4 separate regions of the Homo sapiens genome follow, and all the other regions are linked to region 1. A link is a contact called in ENCODE Hi-C or POLR2A ChIA-PET data. All regions are on one chromosome and are shown on one strand. The core of a region is the stretch at or near the end of the contact, and the rest is flanking DNA. Distances in the headings are between cores, read along the strand shown.

Region 1 (5,616 bases), core at 871-3,370:
CACTCTAGAATCAGCCACATCTCATAACCTCCACTGCCTCCAGTGCCCTGCCAGGACTCACCTAGACCAGTCCAGTTGCTTCTACCTTGGTCTCCGTTTATTTGCCCTCAAACCCACAGTTTGTCTCCCCATAGCAGCCAGATCACACACACTACAACTTCCCAATTGAAGATGCTTTAATGGCTCCCAAAGTCCTTTCTAGAGCCTCTGATGGCAGGGGCTCTGGGAAAGCCCCCAGCCCAGTCCCCTCCCTTGCCCAGATAAACCATGGCCAAAAATGTCCAACAGTGGGCACAGCTTCTAAATGTTCTCCTTTAAGGAGAGGCCTCTGGTGGGCCTACCAAACCTAACTTACAGGGACACCCAGGAGCTAGGCCTGGGCCTTTGCCATTTCCGTTTTTTTTTTTTTTTTTTTTTTTTTTTTTTTGAGGCAGGGTCTTGCTCTGTTATCCAGGCTGGAGTGCAGTCGTACAATCATAGCTCACTGCAGCCTTGAACCCCTGGGCTCAAGCGATCCTCCTACCTCAGCCTCCTATGTAGGACTACAGACCCACGCTATCAGCCCCAACTAACTTTTTAATTTTTTTGTAGAGTTGGGGTCTTGCTATTGTATTGCCCAGGCTGGTCTCAAACTCCTGGCCTTAAGCAAGCTTCCTGCCTCAGCCTCCCAAAGTGCTGGGATTACAGGTGTGAACTACTGCACCCAACCCTTTGTCATCTATCTTTTCTTCACTTGGAGAAAAGTGAGAAAATTAAGACTTAGTGACTATGACAGTTAAGCAACTATCACAACCACCAAGGTCAGGGTCAAGTTCTCTCACCACCCCAGCCCCTGACCCCCAGGACTCAGAGACTTACCTGATTCCACGTAGCAAAGTTGACTTTGTCGGCTGCATTAAAAGCCATGATGTTATATTTTTTGGTTGTATTCCTGGAGTGGATGAGAAGAGGTAGTGTCAATCCAATACAGCAATTCAATCATTAATTTAATCAGTCAATGCTATTGAACCATTAATTCAATCAACCACCCAACTGGATCGTTAATTCAATCAAATCATTACTTTAATTCAATCACTCAATTCAATTGAACCATTAATTCAATTCAATCATTCCATTCAATTGAATCATTAATTCAATTCAATTCACTCAACAAACCCACCCAGCTTCATTCAGCCTGTTTTGCCTGGCAACACTGGATACGGAAGACTCCAAGGATTCCCAGTCTGCCAGAGAAGCTAGACCCATCCTCTCCTGACCCCAGGCAGAAGAAGAGCAGATGGAGGGACGAAGATTTGGGGGAACCCAAGATGTGGAGATTATTGTGAACTCAGCCTTGGGGAGGAGGGAGGACAGGCAGGGAGTATTTCCTGGAGGAGGAAGATACTGGAGTTGAGTTTTGCAGAATCATCAAGAATTCACCCAGCAGAGTCACAGTTTAGGGGTTGAGGGGAGGCACTCATGGCAGAGGAACAGGATGTACAAAGGCCTGGAAAGGAAAGACAGCCTGACCACTTTGAAACAGGACGAGGAATATGTCCTTACAGCTGGCCTGGGCATCATGGGACCATATACTCCTCGAAGGTTAGGCCAGGGGGCTGGATCACCGTGTATTAATGCACTCATTCATTCATTCGTTCAAAAAAGCAGTGTTGTCCCCAGAGAAGCCTCAGCTTAATCCCAGCCCTGCCCTCCAAGTCTCTCCCGGTCTGGAGGGAGAACCACAGACAGGGCCAGAAATGGCTGGCTAAGAAGATCGTGAAGGTTTTCATTTTTGGGGGGTGGAGAGGAGTGGGAGATGGGGCTGGGGACTTACTTAGGAACTCGAACGACGTATTCAGTGACATTCTGGCTGCTAGGGCCCTGCGGAAAGAGGAAGCGGTGAGTGAGGGGTCGCCGAGGTCGCCGTCGGAACCCCCGAACCCCGCCAAATCCACACTCACTAGGGCCGCCATGGGCAATGGTCAGTGGTTCCGATCTGGTCCGACCCGGGTTCCTTTCGTCTCCTCTGGCGTGCGCGTCCCTCGATCCCGGGGAAGCCGCCGCTCGGTGTCGGGTCTCTGTGCCTGAGCGAGGACCCCAACCCTAGGCGCCTCTGGCGCTGGGAAAAGGTAACCGGAAGAGGCGCTCAAGCTACTCGGTCTACGCTTCTGCGGCCGCCTAACCCGGAAGCGAAACCCTCGAGCAGCCGCGTCGCGATGGCAACCTTCTTAGCGACTGTGGCCACCTCAGTGCGCAGTCACTTATGCTCCTCGGCGGCTATGGTCACCTCAAAAGGTCCACCGCGGTCCCTTTTTAGACTCAGCAAACCTAGGCCGAGTCTGAGATAAACTAACGGGCCTCTGTCGCTGGCGCTCTTGTATATAACGCGGTTAACTTCATCAAATGGGGGACCGCCCTCTCTCGTGACGTCAGCACCCAAGGACCGTGGGGCATCCTGGGTGGGAAGAGGGAGACGAATCCCCCTTGCGGGCTCCCAGGCACTTTGCGCATGCGCCTTGCCGCTCTGGACCTGGGGGGCCCAGAAGGCCGCGTCACCATAGCAACCGAGGCCTACTCGGGTCGGGTCGAACCGCCGCTTGGCTCCCCATGGGTCTGTTTGGGGTTCATTTCCTCCCCCTACCCCGAAGGGGTGGACCCCGTCATTCCCGCAAAATGACCGGGGCGGGGACCCTTGTGACGTTGAGCCGAGCCAGGAGGGGTCAGAGCCTGGGCGGGGTCGGGGCGCGACCACCCCAAGAGCTGCTGGCCGGATGGGTCTTTGCAAGTCCAAGCTGCCCGAGATGGGCAGGGCTCTGAGGCCCCAGGAGAAGGGTAACGTCGCGGGGGCGGCTGGCTGGCTTCCTGGGGGGAAGGGAAGGAAGCTGCCGAGAACAGGAGGGAGATGCAGGATCCCCTACCCCGTTCCAGGCATGCACACATCCCCCGAATCATGGCAGTAACACAACTGCGCATGCTCACGGCGCAACCATTCATTGCTCCACTTCGCAAATACTCCAGCACCTCCTGGGTTCGGGGCCCCGCAAGGTGAATCTGTCAAACCAGCTCCCCACGGAGGATTACAGTGTCCTCTCGAGGGTTACAGTGTCGTGGAAGAGACAGAGTCACAGCATGGGAATCTACAACCCAGGAAGGAGCAGGAGAAGCACAGCGGGGCTCTGAGGGCTCAGAGAAGAGGGGAGGTTTCAGTTGGGCACTGAGGGATGCATAGGAGTTGGCTAAGCAAAGGGAAGGCGGGCAAGACACAAAAGTTGGGCCATGAACTACAGACACCGTCGATGTGTCTGTTTTCATTTATTTCTCATCCACCACTAAATGTCAGGAACCGCCAACCCCTAGGAATATAGGAATGAGGGAGGCAGAAATAGTCCTTGCCCTCATGGAGTGTCTGGCTTGGGGGAGACAAGAACGAGTAAACGGCTGGGCACGGTGGCTCATGCCTGTAATCCCAGCACTTTGGGAGGCCGAGGCGGGCGGATCACCTGAGGTTGAGAGTTCGAGACCAGCCTGACCAACGTGGAGAAACCCCGTCTCTACTAAAAATACAAGATTAGCCGGGCGTGGTAGCACATGCCTGTAATCCCAGCTACTCGGGAGGCTGAGACAGGAGAATCGCTTGAACCTGGGAGGCAGAGGTTGTGGTGAGCCGAGATCGCGCCATTGCCCTCCAGTCTGGGCAACAAGAGCGAAACTCCGTCTCAAAAAAAAAAAAAAAAAAAAAAGAAGGAAAAGAAGGAAAAAAAAAGAACGAGTAAACAGAGAAGATCATGACAGACTGTGGCCATTGCTGTGGAGGAAATAGGTGTCTCAGACAAGGAGTGATGGGGGGAAGCTCTAGATGGAGGCTAGAGAAGGCCAGATGGAAGTTGTGGCCAGAAGGAACTGGGGCAGGCAGGGATTTTCCAAGCAGAGGAAACAGCAAGGGAGAAGTGAGTTTCAAATTCAAAGAACTGAAGCCCCCTGGGGCTGGGACAAAGAGAAGGGGAGTATGGGTTGGGGCTGGGACAGAGGGAAGGGGAGTAGGATATGGGGCTGGAACAGAGAGAAGGGGAGTATGGGATGAGACTGGGAGCGTGGGCAAGTCCCTGCCTCTCACTGAACCTCGGTTCCCTCCACTGTAAAATGGGATGATAGAGTCCTCAGGATGCTTTAAGGAGATGCCGTGTGTGAAGGGCCTGGCCTGCTCAAGTTCACGTCTTTGTTTTTTTTTATTTTATTTTTTTGAGACGGAGTCTCGCTCTGTCGCCCAGGCTAGAGTGCAGTGGCACGATCTCGGCTCACTGCAAGCTCTGCCTCCCGGGTTCACGCCATTCTCCTTCCTCAGCCTCCCAAGTAGCTAGGCCTACAGGTGCCCATCACCACGCCCAGCTAATTTTTTGTATTTTTAATAGAGACAGGTTTTCACCGTGTTACCCAAGATGGTCTCGATCTCCTGACCTGAAGTGATCTGCCCACCTCGGCCTCCCAAAGTGCTAGGATTACAGTGCTAGGCATGAGCCCACCGCACCTGGCCACATCATTTTTTTTTTTAAATGGAGTCTTGCTTTGTTGCCCAGTCTGGAGTGCAGTGGCACAATCTCGGCTCACTGCAACCTTTGGCTCCTGGGTTCAAGCGATTCTCCTGCTTCAGCCTCACGAATAGGTGTGCACCACCACACCCAGCTAATTTTTTTTGTATTTTTAGTAGTGATGGGGTTTCACCCTGTTGGCCAGGCTGGTCTCAAACTCCTGACATCAAGGGATCCACCCGCCTCGGCCTCCCAAAGTGCAGGGATTATAGGCGTGAGCCACCACACCTGGCCTCAAGTTCACATCTTCATCCAAAGCGGCACAAACACACAACGTGCCTGGCTATGCCCTTGAGAACAGAACCATACCCCTAAGAGGCCGGGCGCGGTGGCTCACGCCTGTAATCCCAGCACTTTGGGAGGCCGAGGCGGGCAGATCATGAGGTCAGGAGATCGAGACCATCCTGGCTAACATGGTGAAACCCCGTCTCTGCTAAAAACACAAAGAAAATTAGCCGGGCGCGGTGGCGGGTGCCTGTAGTCCCAGCTACTCAGGAGGCTGAGGCAGGAGAATGGCATGAACCCGGGAGGCGGAGCTTGCAGTGAGCCGAGATAGCGCCATTGCACTCCAGCCTGGGCGACAGAGCAAGACTCTGCCTCAAAAAAAAAAAAAAAAAAAAAAAGAACCATACCCCTAAGATGCCACCCTACAGCAAGAGTATGCCAAGAGACTTTGTCCAATGTCACTCAGGGACACCTGTGCCCCTACAGGCACTAACCCATCTCCCTCACTCTTCCTGGGCACCACAGACATTCTCAAGTCCCCCCTGGATGGGGGGCCCGGGCTGTGGCAAAGGGACACAGTGCAAGAATATGGCGACCAAGTACGGCTTCTGCCATGTGGGGCTGGACCAGCTACTGAGACAGGAGGCTCAAAGGAGCACGCAGCGGGGCCGGCAGATCCGTGACATCACGCTGCAGGGGCTCCTGGTGCCCGCGGTAGGAGCTCATGGGAGGGGTTAGGGCGGAAGGGGTACCTTGGGACAACCACCCACCAGGAGGGCTCACGGGACCCAGAAGGTTGCAACTTCCCATGTGGCCATTGCCTTGC
Region 2 (5,616 bases), core at 2,171-4,670, 470 kb after region 1:
CGCAATCTCGGCTCACTGAAACCTCCGCCTCCTGGGTTCAAGTGATTCTCCTACCTCAGCCTCCCAAGTAGCTGGGATTACAGGCACCCGCCACCACACCCGGCTCATTTTTGTAGTTTTAGTAGAAACGGGGTTTCCCCATGTTGGCCAAGATGGTCTCGATCTTCTGACCTTGTGATCGACCAGCCTCGGCCTCCCAAAGTGCTGGGATTATAGGCGTGAGCCACTGCGCCCAGCCCTTAGACTTTTAATGCTCATAAACTAAGATTCAGGATCTCCAAGGAAGATTTTGAAGTTCAAAAGCCAGGGAGGCTGAGGGCAGAGGATTGCTTCAGGCCAGGAGCTCGAGACCAGCCTGCACAAAATAGTAAGATCTTCCTCTCTACAAAAAAAAAAAATAAATAAAAAAATAAAAAAAATAAAAAAATTAGCTCTGCATGGTGGCACACAACTGTAGTCCCAGCTACTCAGGAGGCTGAGGTGGGAGGATTGCTTGAGCCCAGGAGGTGGAGGCTGTGGTGAACTATGATTGCACCACTGCACTCCAGCCTAGGCAACAGAGTGAGACCTCATCTCTAAAAACCAACCAGGCCAGTCACAGTGGCTCACGCCTATAATCCCAGCACTTTGGGAGGCCGAGGCGGGCAGATCACTTGAGGTCAGGAGTTTGAGACCAGCCTGGCCAACATGGTGAAATCTCATCTCTACTAAAAATACAAAAATTAGCCGGGCGTGGTGGCAGGTACCTGTAATCCCAGCTACTTGGGAGGCTGAGATAAGAGAATCACTTGAACCTGGGAGGGGGACGTTGCAGTGAGATGAGACTGCACCGCTGCACTCCAGCCTGGGTGACAGAGCAAAACTCCATCTCAAACAAAAACAAAAACAAAGAACAAAAAACAAAACAAAGCAAAGAAACAACCAAGTAACCAACTGACCAACAAAAGCCAGGGAGTTGCTTTTTGGGTAAATCTGCAGGCTGCTAGCATAACCCTTAGGAGGCAAAAAGATGGGCTGGCCTAAGCTGACAGGGCTGGGGAAGGATCATGGGCTATAAATTAATTTGGGAAAAAGTAGTTCATACTTCCAAATATATTACCCTACCATACTACTAACAGAGGCACCTCCCGTGTCAAGTATTCAGTGTTGTCTGGCGCCATGAAAGTAAGCACTTCCTACACAGTATCTAGATTAATCTCACAGCCAGCTTCGTGGTATTTTATCTTATTTTATTATTTATTAATTTATTTTTGAGATGGAGTCTAGCTCTGTCGCCAGGCTGCAGTGCAGTGGTGCAATCTTGGCTCACTGCAACCTCCACCTCCCAAGTTCAAGCGATTCTCCTGCCTCAGCCTCCCGAGTAGCTGGGATTACAGACACACGCCGCCACACCCAGCTAACAGTTGTATTTTTAGTAGAGACACAGGGGTTTCGCCATGTTGGCCAGGATGGTCTCGATCTTCTGACCTCGTGATCTGCCCACCTCAGCCTCCCAGAGTGCTGGGATTACAGGCGTGAGCCAACTGCAACCGGCCGGGTTTCTTTTTGTTGTTGTTGTTTTTTTTGTTTTTGAGACGGAGCCTTGCTCTGTCGCCCAGGCTGGAGGGCAGTGGCGCGATCTCGGCTCACTGCAAGCTCCGCCTCCCGGGTTCACGCCATTCTCCTGCCTCAGCCTCTCGAGTAGCTGGGACTACAGGTGCCCGCCACCACGCCCGGCTAATTTTTTGCATTTTTAGTAGAGATGGGGTTTCATCGTGTTAGTCAGGATGGTCTTGATCTCCTCGCCTTGTGATCCGCCCGCCTCGGCCTCCCAAAGTGCTGGGATTACAGACGTGAGCCACTGGGCCTGGCCAGTTTTTATTTTTATATGAAATAGAGCATAGTGGTCAGGGCTCCAAGAGATTCTAAGGTCCTCTGTGCCCCTGTGAAATTAGCTATAAAGTTTTGGGAAAGACTTCGCCTCTCTGAACCAGAGAAAGATAAAATCAGCTCGCCACAGGCAGAGAGTCGGTATGCACCTAAGCACAGAACCACGCTCTTAACCGTCACTCTAGTGCCGGGTGGGGATCTTGGTATATCCTAGCTCTCTCTGCAACCCCAGGTAAGCCAACGCCTAGATGGTACCTGCACACACCTGGCCAGGTGCAGGATATAGCCTCTGAAGCCTGGAGTGAAGTGTTTTTCATGTTTGAGGAACCATGAATCTAGAAATGGGTGTTGGAGGAAGCAATGCAGTCACAAGGGATCAGGAACTAGGACGGGGGGTTTCTGCCCCTCCCGTGACTCCCCCAGAGTCACACCATGAACCTACCTATGGCCTAAGGTGGCTACCTGGGCTGTCTAGTTCAGGGTGTTGGTGAGGTTGAGGTCATGGACTTGTTCTTGGAGTTCCTGGGTGGCCCTCACCTTCAGCCCCAGGCTGTGTGAATGACTCAGGCGCAGACCTGCCTGAAAAGCACGTATAATCCAGTAGGGGACTTAACAATCAACCAGGCAATTATAACACAGAGTTGATGAATTTCATAAGGAACACAGGTGGCTGTGGGAGCAAATACAGATCTAACCCAGGCTTGAGTAGGGGAGGATGGTCAGGGAGGGCTTCCTGGAGGAGGAAACATCTAAGGTGGCAACTGTATAATCAGCTGGATGGAGTCACCTAGAAAATAAATGAGGGGACAGCCTAGCACGGTGGTCCATGTCTGTAATCCCGGCACTTGGGGAGGCCGAGGCGGCGGATCACTTGAGGTCAGGAGTTCGAGACCAGACTGGGCAACATGGTGAAACCCCCATCTCTACTAAAAATACAAAAATTAGCCGGTGTGGTGGCAGGTGCCTGTAATCCCAGCTACTCGGGAGGCTGAGGTAGGAGAATCACTTGAACCTGGGAGGCAGAGATTGCAGTGAGCTGAGATTGCACCACTGCACCCCAGCCTGGACGACAGAGTGAGACTCAATAATAATAATAATAAATAATGAAGGGAAAGTTTTTTAGGGAGAGGGGCAAATGATAGTGATCCTGGTAGGTTCTGGAAACTTCAAGGGGCTCATTTTGCTTGGAGAGGGAGGAAAGTGGGGGTGGGGTGGGTGAAAAGTTGTTGGGAGACCGGGCGTGGTGGCTCATGCCTATAATCCTAGCACTTTGGGAGGCCGAGGCAGGTGGATCACTTGAGCTCAGGAGTTCGAAACCAGCCTGGCCAACATGGTGAATGTACAACGGACAGCCCCCAATACAGACAGACAGACACACACACACACACACACACACACTCACTCACTCCTACCCCCAGCCCTAAGAATTTACAAACACTGATAAAGACAAATGAAATCAGCGGATATAGACTTCAAACGCCGTCAGACAGACACCCACTAGATCAAACAGGGACATTCCTAAACATCACACAGACACATCGCCAGGCAGTCCCACCGCAGACAGCCACAAATTAAAGCCGCGCTTGCCCCCTGATGGACAGCAGCAGTAGTGCGCCACCTCGATAGCGCAATCTCCCAGAGCGCTGGCATTGCAGGCGTGAGCCAACGTCCGCAGCCAAACACGTTCATATTGTTGAGAAGGCAGAGAAATACAAAGTAGGTGGAAGGGTCTCCACCTACAGCTGTTTTCTGTGGTCTGAGGATTCTTCCCACGTCTTTAATTTCTAGTGCTTTCTAGGGGTCTCAACTTGAACTATTTAATATTTTCTGGAAGAGAAACATTTTTTGTGGGGGGGGCGGGTGGGGGTGGGACCGAGTCTCGCTCTTGTCTCCCAGGCTGGAGCACAGTGGCGCGATCTTGGCTCACTGCAACCTCCGCCTCCCAGGTTCAAGCGATTTTCCTGCCTCAGCCTCCCGAGTAGCTGAGATTACAGCGCCCAGCTAATTTTTGTATTTTTAGTAGAGATGGGGTTTCACCATGTTGGCCAGGCTGGTCTCGAACTCCTAACCTCAGGTGATTCGCCCGCGTCGGCTTCCCAAAGTGCTGGGATTACAGGCGTGAGCCACCGCGCCCGGCCCAGAGGAACTTTTTTTTTTTTTTTCCAGAGGAACATTTTTTATCCAAAGGAATGACTCCCTAATGGTGGAATTCCAGGCAATGAAGTGAGGCGCGAGGCAGATTGTCACATAGGGAGCTGTCATATTTCATGGGTACCATTCACGCAAGGCGGGACTTGTTCTTAGGCAGCCAACACTTCCGCATTGTCCTGGCATTTGAGCCGCGGAACCAAGTTCCGCGTATCTTGCCCATTGTAACCCCACAGCACCAATTTGAAGCTATGTAGTGCCCTCTGGTGGCCTTCGGTGATTTGGCTTCAGTGTCTCAAACTCTCTGATTAGACTGTTTCCAAAGAGAAGGCTGTTAGGGGGCCTCAGAAGTCAGGTTTGGATGTTTGAGCTCTAAGCTGCAGGATTTGGGGAGCCGTGGTGTGGGGGTGATTTATTTATTTATTTTTGAGAAAGAGTCTCACTCTGTCGCCCAGGCTGGAGGGCAATGGTGTGATCTTGGCTCACTGCAACCTCCACCTCCCAGGTTCAAGTGATTCTCCTCCCTCAGCCTCCCGAGTAGCTGGGACTACAAGAGCCCGACACCACGCCCAGCTAATTTTTGTATTTTCTTTTGAGTAGAGACGGGGTTTCACCATGTTGGCCAGGCTGGTCTCGAACTCCTGACCTCAGGTTATCCACCTGCCTTGGCTTTCCAAAGTGCTGGGATTACAGGTGTGAACCATGCCTGGCCGGAGTGGGGATGATTCAAACAGTGGATATTCGCATAGAATGTGCCCATTCCTATGGTGTAAATAGTCCCACCGCATCTGATTTCTTTTTTCTTCTTTTTTTTTTGTTTTTTGTTTTTTTGTTTTTGAGATAGAGTCTTGCTCTGTTGCCCAGGCTGGAATGCAGTGGCACAATCTCAGCTCACTGCAACCTCCACCTCCTGGGTTCCAAGCAGTTCTCCCTGCCTCCGCTGCCTGAGTAGCTCGATTACAAGTGCCCACCACCAAGCCCAGCTAACTTTTGTATTTTTAGTAGAGATGGGGTTTGGCTGTTTGCCAGGCTGGTCTTGAACTCCCGACCTCAGATGATTTGCCCGCCTCGGCCTCTTACAGTGCTGGGATTACAGGTGTGGGCCACCGCACCTGGCCCACAGCTGATTTCAAGTCATCATAAGTATCCTCACTTTCCTTGCCTCCAGTCCACCCAGCAAAAGCACAACTAACATCAGAGAGCTCAGGCACGGGGATAACCATAAGGTCCTATGTAATCTGCATCTCCCTTCCTGCCTTGGCCATGCTGGCCACAGGCAGCAGGAAGGGGCAGAGGAAGGAGCTGGGCGAGGATGTGGCCTCAGCTGGAGTTTACTTAGAGATTAGCTCCATGGAGAAAAATAAAGTGGAGTAACATGCTAGCAAGTTTTTATTTAAAACTTTAAAAATAAAAAAGTTTTTGAGGCCGGGCATGGTGGCTAATGCCTGTAATCCCAGCACTCCGGGAGGCCGAGGCAGGCGGATCACAAGGGCAGGAGATCGAGACCATCCTGGCTAACACGGTGAAACCCCGTCTCTACTAAAAATATAAAAAATTAGCCGGACATGGTGGCAGGCGCCTATAGTCCCAACTATTCGG
Region 3 (5,616 bases), core at 838-3,337, 410 kb after region 1:
CCACCTCTCATTCCCTCGTACCTCCTGATTTGCTGTTAGTCACTGTCGATTAGTTTGTATTTCCTGGAGTTTTATGTAAGTGGAATGGTACCATCTGTGGTCTTCTGTGACTGGCTGCTTTCCCTGAGCATGATGTCCTGGTTCATCCATGTTGTTGTATGTATCAGTGTACCATTCTGTTGTACGGATGCACCCCAGTTTGTTTATCCATTCATCCCTTGATGGAGGTTTTTTTGTTTGTTTCGCTTTGTTTTTTTGAGATGGAGTCTCGCTCTGTCGCCCAGGCTGGAGTGCAGTGGCGCAATCTCGGCTCACTGCAACCTCCGCCTCCCAGGTTCAAGCGATTCTTCTGCCTCAGCCTCTCGAACAGCTGGGACTACAGGTGTGCGCCACCACGCCTGGCTAATTTTTTTGTATTTTTAGTAAAGACAGGGTTTCACCATGTTGACCAGGCTGGTCTCGAACTCCTGACCTCATAATCTGCCCACCTCGGCCTCCCAAAGTGCTGGGATTACAGGCGTGAGCCACCATGCCCGGCCTATACTTTAAGTTCTGGGATACATGTGCAGAACGTGCAGGTTTGTTACATAGGTATACACGTGCCATGGTGGTTTGCTGCATCCATCAACCCATCATCTACATTAGGTATTTCTCCGAATGCTATCCCTCTCCTAACCCCCAGCCCCCGACAGGCCCCAGTGTGTGATGTTCCCCTTGGTTGAGGTTTGAATTACTGATGGCACTTTTGGCTATCATGAATCAAGTTGCTAGCTGGATATGGTGGCACATGCCTGTAGTCCTAACTCTTTGGAAGGCTGAGGCAGGAGGATTGCTTGAGCCCAGGAATTTGAGACTGCAGTGAGCTGTGATTGGGCCAGGCTGCACTCCAGCCTGGGTGACAGACTGAGACTGTCTCAAAAAAAAAAAAAAAAAAAAAAGGAAAGAAAAGAAAACAGAATCAAGCTGCTATGAACATTCTGTACAAGTCTTTGTATGGACATGTGCTTTCATTTCTCTTGAGTAAATGCCTGGTAATGGAATATATCGTATGATAGGTGCATGCTTAATGTTTTAAGAAAACTTACCAGGCCAGTCACGGCGGCTCATGCCTGTCATTCCAGCACTTTGGGGAACTGAGGCGGGAGGATTGCTGGAGCCTAGGAGTTTGAGACCAACCTGACCGACATAGTGAGGCTCTGTTTCTTAATTTTTTTTTTTAATAAGAAGAAAATGTACCAACTTTTCTTCCTTTGTGCTGGAATTGCAAGGTAAAAAAATAATAGTAATAACAAGGAAAACGTACCAACTTTTCCAAAGTGGATCTGCCATGTGATGTTCCTGCCAGCTGCTCAGCATGCTTCTCTTCTTTGCTTCACTATCTGTCTCATTTTTTTTTTTTGAGATGGGGTCTTGCTCTGTTGCCCAGGCTGGAGTGCAGTGGCATGATCTCGGCTCACTGCAACCTCTGCCTCCTGGGTTCAAGCGATTCTCCTTCCTCTGCTTTCCAAGTAGCTGGGACTACAGGCGTGTTCCACCACACCCAGCTAATTTTGTATTTTTAGCAGAGACAGGTTTCACTATATGTTGGCCAGGCGCGTCTCAAACTCCTGACCTCAAGTGATCAACCCACCTCAGCGTCCCAAAGTGCTGGGATTACAGGCATGAGCCACCACACCCAGCTTCTTTTTTTTGTTTTGTTTTGTTTTTTGTTTTTTTGAGACATCCTCGGTCTGTTGCCCAGGCTGTGCAGTGGCGTGATCTCGGCTCACTGCCACCTCCGCCTCCTGGGTTCAAGCGATTCTCCTGCCTCAGCCTCCAGAGTAGCTGGGATTACAGGCGCCTGTCACCACGCCTGGCAAATTTTTGTGTGTGTGTGTGTGTGCAGTCGGGGTTTCACCATGTTGCCCAGGCTGGTCTTGAACCCCTGACCTCAAGTGATCCGCCCGCCTCAGCCTCCCAAAGTGCTGGGATTACAGGCGTGAGCCACCGCACCCAGCCGCTCACCATCTCTTTGTCGCCTGCATGGCACCATTCTCTCCTGTACCACCCCAAAGCCTTACCAGGTGCCTCCTGCATTTAACCAGGTCCCATAGCTCTCTGTGCTTCCCGGCACACCCTCTCACCACCCTCATCATCAATTATTCACCTTGCTGACTGCTTAGTGTTTGTCTCCTGGCTGGATTACATAAGCCCTGTAAGGGCAGAGCTCTGTTTGTCTTGATCACCATTAGGTTCTGGTGCTTGGCATACAGTAGGCATTCCACACATGCTTGCTGAATTAATGCATGACCGGGTCTGGGGTGCTGGGTTTCACACCAGGCTCTACCGCAAACATTGGGTCAAGTATTTTCATTCCCGACGTACAGATGAGTCAATTGAATCAACGGAAAGCAAAATGATCCCATCCAAGCTCCCTCAACTTGCCGGGCTGGTCTGGGAGTCGAACCAGATCTGCCTGACCCTCCCACCGGTGCTGAAAAGTGGAGTGTGTGCTGGGGTGGTAGGGGATGGGGCAGAAGAGAGACGGGCTTCCTCACAGAAGGGTTTGAGGGCTAGGATGAGGCGTGCACACTCTGCACCCCTGCTTCGGAGCTTTGAAAGGGTGCACAGCACACCCGCCCTCTCTGGGAACCCTCGGGAGCTTGAGGTTGCCTGATGAAGGGGCTGATGGGTTGAACGCAAAGGGCCCCTCCACCCACCCTTTTTTCTATCTCCCCAACCAAGCCCTGGTAACAGGCATTTCCGGTTTCCGGCCGGCTCCCTGGTGCTGGGGTGGGGGTGGGGAGTTGATTGCTGCCGTCGTGCTTGGCTCTGGGTCCCCTTCTCCCAGACCCCAGAGGCCTCTGTCCCTGCACACTGCTTCCCCGAAGGAGCGTGGAAAGCCAGCCGACCTTTCTGGCTCTTTCTTCATCTTGGGCAGGGGTTTTGTTGATGGGAGGCTGGCTGGCAAATGGGGAAGAATGAACCTCAGGGTTCACCGCAGTGCGCCTGGGTGCTGATTTGCATATGGGCACGATGCCAGCACAGTGGGTGCCCGCCTCTTCCTGGAGGAAGGAAGAGGGGCACTGAGGGGGGTTGCCCCCAGCAGGGAGGAACCGTCCTCATAATGCCTCTCCTACGTTTGTTTAAAGGACCATCATTCTCAGCAAACTATAGCAAGGACAAAAAACCAAACACCGCATGTTCTCACTTATAGGTGGGAATTGAACAATGAGAACACATGGGCACAGGAAGGGGAACATCACACACAGGGGACTGTTGTGGGGTCGGGGAAGTGGGGAGGGATAACATTAGGAGATATACCTAATGCTAAATGAGGAGTTAATGGGTGCAGCACACCAACATGACACATGTATACATATGTAACAAACCTGCACGTTGTGCACATGTACCCTAAAATTTAAAGTATAATAATAATAAAATTAAAAAAAATAAAGGACCTCCTGTCCTTTGCCACTTTCTCACACTCTTCAGGCGACCAGGAAGTCCTTTCTGGTGGTCTAACTGCAGTCACTGCTGCTGTCTGATGGAGCCCCTTTCTTTAGCTGGCCCCACCGCAGCCCGGAGAGGGGATGAATCATGCCCCCTTTCCCCTCTTTGAGGCATCACATGACTGGAAGGAAGCTGTCTCCGGGTTCAGCTGATCTCCCTGAGGTCAGGAGGGAACTTCCTCCCTCGAGCCACAGACACAGCCATCTGCTCTATTGTCTCTGGTGATCTGCCTGCCCATGAGCGCCCTCATTATGCCACTCTCTAAGAGGCACCAGGAGCAGCTTAGTGTGGTTCAAAGAGGCAGTGTTGTACAGAGGTTAGAGGCACAGACTTTGGGATCCAGTGCTGGTATCTGGTTCTCCATTCCTATCTGTGTGGTCCGGGATGGGCAGTATCCCCTCTCTGAGCCTCAGTTGTTTCCTCTGTCAAAGGGAGATTTATTCATTCGACAGATTTTATTGAGCATCTACTATGTGTCAGACATGGTACTAGGTATTGAGGTCCTCTATTTACCCAAAGGAGTTGAACATTTATGTCCACACAAAAACTTACACTCAAGTCTTTGTAGCGGCTTTATTCATGATTGCTGAAACTGGGAGGCAACAAATTGTCCTTCGGTAGATGAATGCGATGTAGGGCAAGGCAAGCCCTAAATTGGGGCTCAGCCTGGGACGGTTCTTTGTTTTGCCCAGGAAAGAATTCCAGGGCGAGCTGGAGGTGTTAGACAGTAGCTTTTACTGAAGTGAAAGTGCATAGCGGCAGTTGCAGAAGTCCTGCTCCTCGCAGAGCAGGGCTACCCCACAGGCTGTGAGCCCGGAGTAATCAGGGTTGCAGTCATCTTTGTACCCACTTTAATTATATGCAAATTAAAGGGCAGATTATGCAAATTTCTAGGAAAAGGGTGGTAACTTCTGGGTTGTCGGGTCATTGCCTTGGGAAAGGAGTAGTAGCTGCTGGTGTTACCATCACAATGGCAAACTGCCATGGCACACTGGTGGGCATGTCTTATGGAAAGGTGCTTCTGCTCCAGCCCTGTTTTAGCTAGTCCTCAATTTGGTCCGTTGTCTGAGCCCCACCTCCAGAGTCAAGTTCCACCTACTTCCTCGTATGGATAAATAAGCTGTGGTGCATCCAGACAATGGAATATTATTATTATTATTAGAGATGGACTTTTGCCCTTGTTGTCCAGGCTAGAGTGCAATGGTGTGGTCTCGGCTCACTGCAACCTCTGCTTCCCAGGTCCAAGCTGTTCTCCTGCCTCAGCCTCCTGAGTAGCTGGGTTTACTGGCACCTGCCACCACACCTGGCTAATTTTTGTATTTTTAGTAGAGATGGGATTTCACCATGTTGGCCAGGCTGGCCTCAAACTCCTGACCTCAGGTGATCCAGCCACGTCGGCCTCCCAAAGTGCTGAGATTACAGGTGTGAGCCACTGCTCCCAGCGCAGACAATGGAATATTATTCAGCACTGAAGAGAGATGAGATGAGCTCTCAAGCCATGAAGAGACACGCAGGAACCCCAAATGCATATTACTAAGTGAAAGAAGCCAGTCCCAAAAGGCTACATACTATATGATACCAGCTATGTGATGTTTCAGAAAAGGCAAAACTGTAGAAGCAGTAAAAAGATCAGTAGTTGTCAGAGGTTAGTGGAAAGGGGGTATGGATAGGCAGAGCATGGAAGCTTTCCACGGCAGTGAAAATACTCTCTATGACACTATAATAGTGGATACCCATCATCATACATGTGTCCAAATCCAGAGAATGTGACGCACGGCAGGCAAGCCCCAAAGTGGGGCTTAGCCTGTGAGGCTTCTTGGTTTCACCCAAGAAGCCTCACAGGCTAAGGAAAGAATTCAAGGGTGATTCCAGTGGTAGGGTAGACGAAAACAGCTTTATTGCCGTGGCAGTGTTACAGCTCCATGACTGCTCTTGCAGGGCTACCCCACAGGCTGAGAGTAGCAGCTCAGGGCAGTTTGGCGGTCCTATTTATATTTATTTATTTATTTATTTAGAGACAGAGTCTTGCTCTGTCGCCCAGGCTGGAGTGCAGTAGTGCAATCTCAGCTCATTGCAACCTCTGCCTCCCAGGTTCAAGCAATTCTCCTGCCTCACCCTTCTGAG
Region 4 (4,444 bases), core at 595-3,094, 350 kb after region 1:
TATCTAACCAATTGTCATGGATCTGATATCCGGCCCTTAAAGCGGAATTTCTCCACCCACTCTTAACTGTCCGGGACTACATTACCCAGAATGCAGCGGGAGCAGACAAGGGCCACAAAGCATTAAATAAACTACCTTTCCCAGTATCCCCAAGGACGGACTTCCTCTTCTTGAGCCAGGGATGTGGCTCCCAGCCAGAGCTGAGGCTTTTGGTAAACACACGCATCTGTTCAGGCCTGACCTGTTTTCCTAATCTTCCTGGTCCACAGAGAGGCCTAAAGCTGGCCTCAGGTTAAAGTTTGACCCTAGGATGACCTATGACCCCAGGCTGAGACCCCAGCCTTAGGCTAAGCCTTTTATTCCAGAGTGAGGCAATTGGAGCCCCACCCCCAGATTCCAGGCTAGACCGGACTCCGGGCTGAACTCTGACCCCAGGTGAACTCCCTCTCTGCAAGTTGAGTCCTAACTTCAGCCTGAAACTCTGACACCCCCTCGTCCCCCACACCACACACTGAGGCTTAATCTCTGGTTTAGGCCACCGATCTGGACTAGCCCTGACTCCAGATTGGACCTGACCCCTTACCGGGTTGCTAATCCTTCTGGTTAAGCCTCTGGCCTCTATCCCCTATCCCCACGGTGGTGCTGACCTGGACTGAACCCCAATTCCAGTTTGAGTCTCTGAGCAGAGGTGAACTCAGAACTTTGCTAGGCTGAGCCCCCATTTGAGACTAGCCACAGAACTCACTGGGTTCAATTGCCCAACTGCAATCAGACATTTTCTAGCTCAGAAGCCACCAGCAGGTGGGGCCAGGTCTCAGCAGAGACATCAGTCCCAGTGTGGGCTCCCAAGGCTCTCCTCCTGGGCTCAGCTGTATCTCTCTGTTCTGGGAGCCTGGGTGCTCTGTGTAAGGGGAACGTATACCCAAGGGCCCCCCTGCAAGACGCCCAGCCTTGTCTGAGGCTGCAGAGAAAGCGCCAAAGCCCGGAGAGAATGGGAGTGGGAATCCCCAGTGCCTCCTCTCCTCTTTCATTCCAGCACCTCAAAGGGATTTACAAGGTGTGAACAGACTTTTATGGGAGAGGTGACAGACTTCCCTTCTCCAGGGCCCAGATGGCCCAGATGTCTGGGGGAGGGGCGGAGTCGGAATCTCAGGGGCAGTACTGAGAATGAAACCAGGTTAAACTGGAAAATGGGCAGATGCAGGCGCGAACTGGAAGGCAGCTGGGGAAAGGCCTGGGCCTGGCGCCCCAAGGACGGCCTGTCTTCAGTTTCCCAGCGGAGACTCTGGGGGAGGGAAGGCAGGATGCGGTGCGGGAGTTAATGGACCTGGCCTTGGCGAAGGCGCGTCCTGGGTTGGATCGAAACCCTCTCATCCGCCCTGTGGCCGGAGGGACCAGACCATTAGTGGGACGAACCTAGACGCCTGGAGCCGGGCCGGCTCGCAAGAACGGGGTGACCTCAGGTTGCCCCTGCAATGGGGTTGAGGAAGGACTTCTTGAGTTTGGGGTTTTAGTGTCTTGGCCCTTTAAGGAATAATTGCGGGGAAAGGGGAAAAGGAGATGGGAAGAACCGTTTGGAGCGGGGAAGGAAGATGAGAGGACGAGAGGGACCCCGGGGATTTGGAAAAAATGGGTGGGGGTTCTTTAAGGGGTCGGTCCAGCGGCGTCGAGTGGCAACGTTGCTTTAAAAGGGGGCGGAGCGTCCGTTGGGCCCCGCCCCCGAATCGCAGTGCTTGGGCTCCGCGCGGGTGGGGGCGTGGCAGAGCGTGCAGGGGGGCGGGGAAGAGTCTGGGGTGGGCGGGGCCGGGCGGGGCGGGGCGGGGCCAGGCGCACCGCCCTCGGCTGAGTCTCCCCGGGGAGGGCGGCGGGCGGCGGGCGGCGGGGACCGGGTGCGGTGGTGGCTGCGGCGGCGGCGGCGGGAGCAGCATGGATTGGGGCACTGAGCTGTGGGTAAGTCCAATCGGCCCGCCTCTAAGTTCCCCTTTGCTGGGGTCCAGGCACCCCCCTTTTGTCCCCAATGTATCTTAGAGGGGGCTCCGCGCCTTTCCCTTCCACCGACCCCTGGGTCCCCGCCCTCCACCCTCCGCTCTCTCTCGAAGTTTATCTGGGAGTCTCAGCACGCTCAGGGGCGAAGGGCGACTTTGCCGGACCGGAGTGGGGAAACTGAGGCACAGGGTTGCGAATGAGGCGGGCAGAAGGAATCCTGGGGCCAGGCCGGGGCGGCTGAGAGAGGTCACCTATTTTGGGCGCCCTGGCCGGGCAGGCGGCTTATCTTACGGCCCCTGGGTCCCTGCCCGTCGTCCGCCTGTCCGGCTAGGAGGGGGGAGGGGACCCTCTGGTCACCCTCATCCCCACCCACGTGGGACCTAGAAGTCCTGACCGCCCTTTCCCTCGCCTTTAATCAACACCTAGGGGCTGGGGACGCTCATGGAGGGGAAGGGGGATGCTAAGCTCGGCCTGATCCCCCTCCCTGGCTTCCCCCTGCTCACCCCAGGCCCAGGGCGGGACCGCCCCCTGGTCGCCTATAACCTCAGCCCTGGAAGCCCCAGAAATTTCCCCCTATCCTAGCCGGACCTCTGACCCCTCCCCTTGCTGGGGGCGGTGGAATCCCTGAGTTCTTAGTGCAGCGGGGGTAACCAGACTGCCACCCCCTCCTCCAATTCTGCGATTTCTTTTGGATGTGTAGTGGGGTCAGTGGGGTAAATTGAGTCACCCATCGGGGGATCCCTGGAAGCAGGGAGATTCAGGGAACCTGGTGCCTGCCCCCTGGCCACTCAGGGGCCCCCAGTCTGCCAGGAACCCTGCCCCTCTGGCCTTGACTCACGCCGGGCCGGCCGGATTTTCCGGAATCCGGGGGGATTAGGGGAGCCCGAGCTGGGGGAGTGGCCCTGTCCCCTTCCACGCCCCTCTTGGCGGTCCTATGTCGGAGACCTCCATCTCCCGGCCGGGGTGGCTGGGGCCTGGGCGCTGTTCTCCGGCCCTTCCCGGGAAGGGGAGGGGGTTCCCGCCAGTTTCCTGCCTCCCCCCGCGCCACGCCGGGGCGGCGCCGGGAAGCCACTCCTTCTAGGAGCGCAGAGCCTTGGCCCTCCCTGGGAGTCTGGTCGGCGGGCTGTGGGGTCCCAAAATCGTGACCCCGGCCCCTCTCCCCTCCTCCCCCACCATGTCCCATGTCAGGATCAGTTCGAGGTGCTCGAGCGCCACACGCAGTGGGGGCTGGACCTGTTGGACAGATATGTAAAGTTCGTGAAAGAACGCACCGAAGTGGAACAGGCTTACGCCAAACAACTGCGGTGAGACCCTGGGGTGGACGCTACGGAGGACGCGCCTGGGGCGACGGGGAGCGGTGGGAGGGCTGCGGGCTCAGCCCTCCTACCTCTGTCTCCCCTTAGGAGCCTGGTGAAAAAATATCTGCCCAAGAGACCTGCCAAGGATGATCCTGAGTCCAAGTAAGGTTGGAGAGGGGCTGCAGGGCTAGATTTGTGGGGAAAGGCGGTGCTTGGGTCTCACTTCCCCTCCCTCAGCTGGGACACCCCACCGCTCCTCTCACTTCCCCTTCTAGAGGTGAGAGCATGGATGCAAGATGCGGGATTATCTGGCTTGGAATCCTGAGTCCACTACTATGTAGAGAAATTGACTTGGGCTTGTGACTCAGGTTTTCTGCCACTATTTTCCTTAACTGTTAAATACAGAGGCCCCAGCAGTTACAAAACCAGTAACTTTGGGCAGATGACTTAAAGTTTTGCGCCTCTGTTTTCCTCATCTGTGAAATGGAATGATGACGATTCCTCCAGCTTTGTAGGGCTTTCATGAACACGAGCTGAGTGAATGTGTTTAAACAGTGTGCAGTCCATATCAAACGCCGTAAGGAGCATTTGACTTGGAATTGAGTCCCCAATTCCAAAATCCAAAAAAGCCCTGGAAATCAAGTTGTTTTGGTCACTTGTTTGGCAGCAATCTCTGACCTGAACTTTTTGTTAATTGTAGTTGTTTTGTTTTGTTTTTGACAGAGTTTCACTCTGTCCCCCAGGCTGGAGTGCAGTGGCGCCATCTCAGCTCACTGCAACTTCCGCCTCCCAGGTTCAAGCGATTCTCCTGCCTCAGCCTCCCTAGTAGCTGGGATTACAGTCACCTGCCACCATGCCCAGCTAATTTTTATATTTTTAGTAGAGACAGGGTTTCACCATGTTAGCCAGGCTGGTAATTGTAGTTTTGACTTTTATCCCACTTAGTGTGAATGTTAACACCTCTCATTGTAAAATTAAAAAAAAAAATAGGGTTGGGCACAGTGGCTCACACCTGTAATCCCACACATTGGGAGGGTGCGCAGGTGGATCACTTGAGGTCAGGAGTTCGAGAGCAGCCTGGTCAACATGGTGAAACCTTGTCTCTTCTAAAAATACAAAAATTAGCCAGGCGTTGTGGTGCGCGCCTGTAATCCCAGCTA

Evidence for each region. Hi-C counts contacts between places; a loop is a spot of excess contacts on that map. ChIA-PET counts read pairs that join two places held with the same protein, here RNA polymerase II (POLR2A). Pooled maps may share reads with other maps.
Region 2: a loop to region 1 is called in a map of endothelial cell of umbilical vein, with 15 times the contacts of the local background. The contact joins the enhancer-like site here to the promoter of GTF2F1 in region 1. A Hi-C loop is called at or near these places in 1 of 168 maps with a recorded cell type or tissue (endothelial cell of umbilical vein), 11 of 37 single-sample maps with no recorded cell type and 13 of 50 pooled maps. POLR2A ChIA-PET finds 5 or more read pairs at or near these places in 1 of 52 experiments (activated CD4-positive, alpha-beta T cell).
Region 3: a pooled map shows a loop between it and region 1 (15-fold over the local background). The contact joins the enhancer-like site here to the promoter of GTF2F1 in region 1. A Hi-C loop is called at or near these places in 1 of 37 single-sample maps with no recorded cell type and 6 of 50 pooled maps. POLR2A ChIA-PET finds 5 or more read pairs at or near these places in 2 of 52 experiments (B cell and GM10248).
Region 4: a map of CD8-positive, alpha-beta T cell shows a loop between it and region 1 (23-fold over the local background). The contact joins the promoter of TRIP10 here to the promoter of GTF2F1 in region 1. A Hi-C loop is called at or near these places in 2 of 168 maps with a recorded cell type or tissue (CD8-positive, alpha-beta T cell and naive thymus-derived CD4-positive, alpha-beta T cell), 11 of 37 single-sample maps with no recorded cell type and 20 of 50 pooled maps. POLR2A ChIA-PET finds 5 or more read pairs at or near these places in 2 of 52 experiments (H1 and activated CD4-positive, alpha-beta memory T cell).

Annotation. Positions count from the first base shown.
Region 1 is chr19:6,391,044-6,396,659 of GRCh38, forward strand. GTF2F1 (general transcription factor IIF subunit 1) reads right to left here and starts at 2,121. Exons shown (of 13, transcript NM_002096.3): 1 at 1,941-2,121; 2 at 1,814-1,860; 3 at 859-931. The coding sequence starts at 1,952. It overlaps MIR6790 (microRNA 6790), which reads right to left and starts at 1,940; the gene lies at 1,878-1,940. It also overlaps the pseudogene LOC390877.
Region 2 is chr19:6,859,476-6,865,091 of GRCh38, forward strand. No RefSeq gene overlaps it. Among named protein-coding and RNA genes, the nearest start is that of ADGRE1, 25 kb to the right of the region's middle. RefSeq lists an enhancer at 3,529-3,668. Within about 2 kb of position 3,421, at least 14 of the 41 ENCODE cell types and tissues checked have a DNase peak (open chromatin) inside an H3K27ac peak, as active enhancers do.
Region 3 is chr19:6,798,929-6,804,544 of GRCh38, forward strand. All of the region lies in intron 1 of VAV1 (vav guanine nucleotide exchange factor 1), which reads left to right. Among named protein-coding and RNA genes, the nearest start is that of VAV1, 29 kb to the left of the region's middle. RefSeq lists enhancers at 2,784-3,304, 3,095-3,164, 4,047-4,266. Within about 2 kb of position 2,088, at least 27 of the 41 ENCODE cell types and tissues checked have a DNase peak (open chromatin) inside an H3K27ac peak, as active enhancers do; they include B cell, where a contact is called at or near this core.
Region 4 is chr19:6,737,836-6,742,279 of GRCh38, forward strand. It overlaps TRIP10 (thyroid hormone receptor interactor 10), which reads left to right and starts at 1,845. Exons shown (of 15, transcript NM_001288962.2): 1 at 1,845-1,950; 2 at 3,175-3,290; 3 at 3,390-3,446. The coding sequence starts at 1,927. RefSeq lists enhancers at 210-269, 402-1,170, 1,250-1,339, 1,360-1,489, 1,939-2,706 and silencers at 1,690-1,969, 2,010-2,099.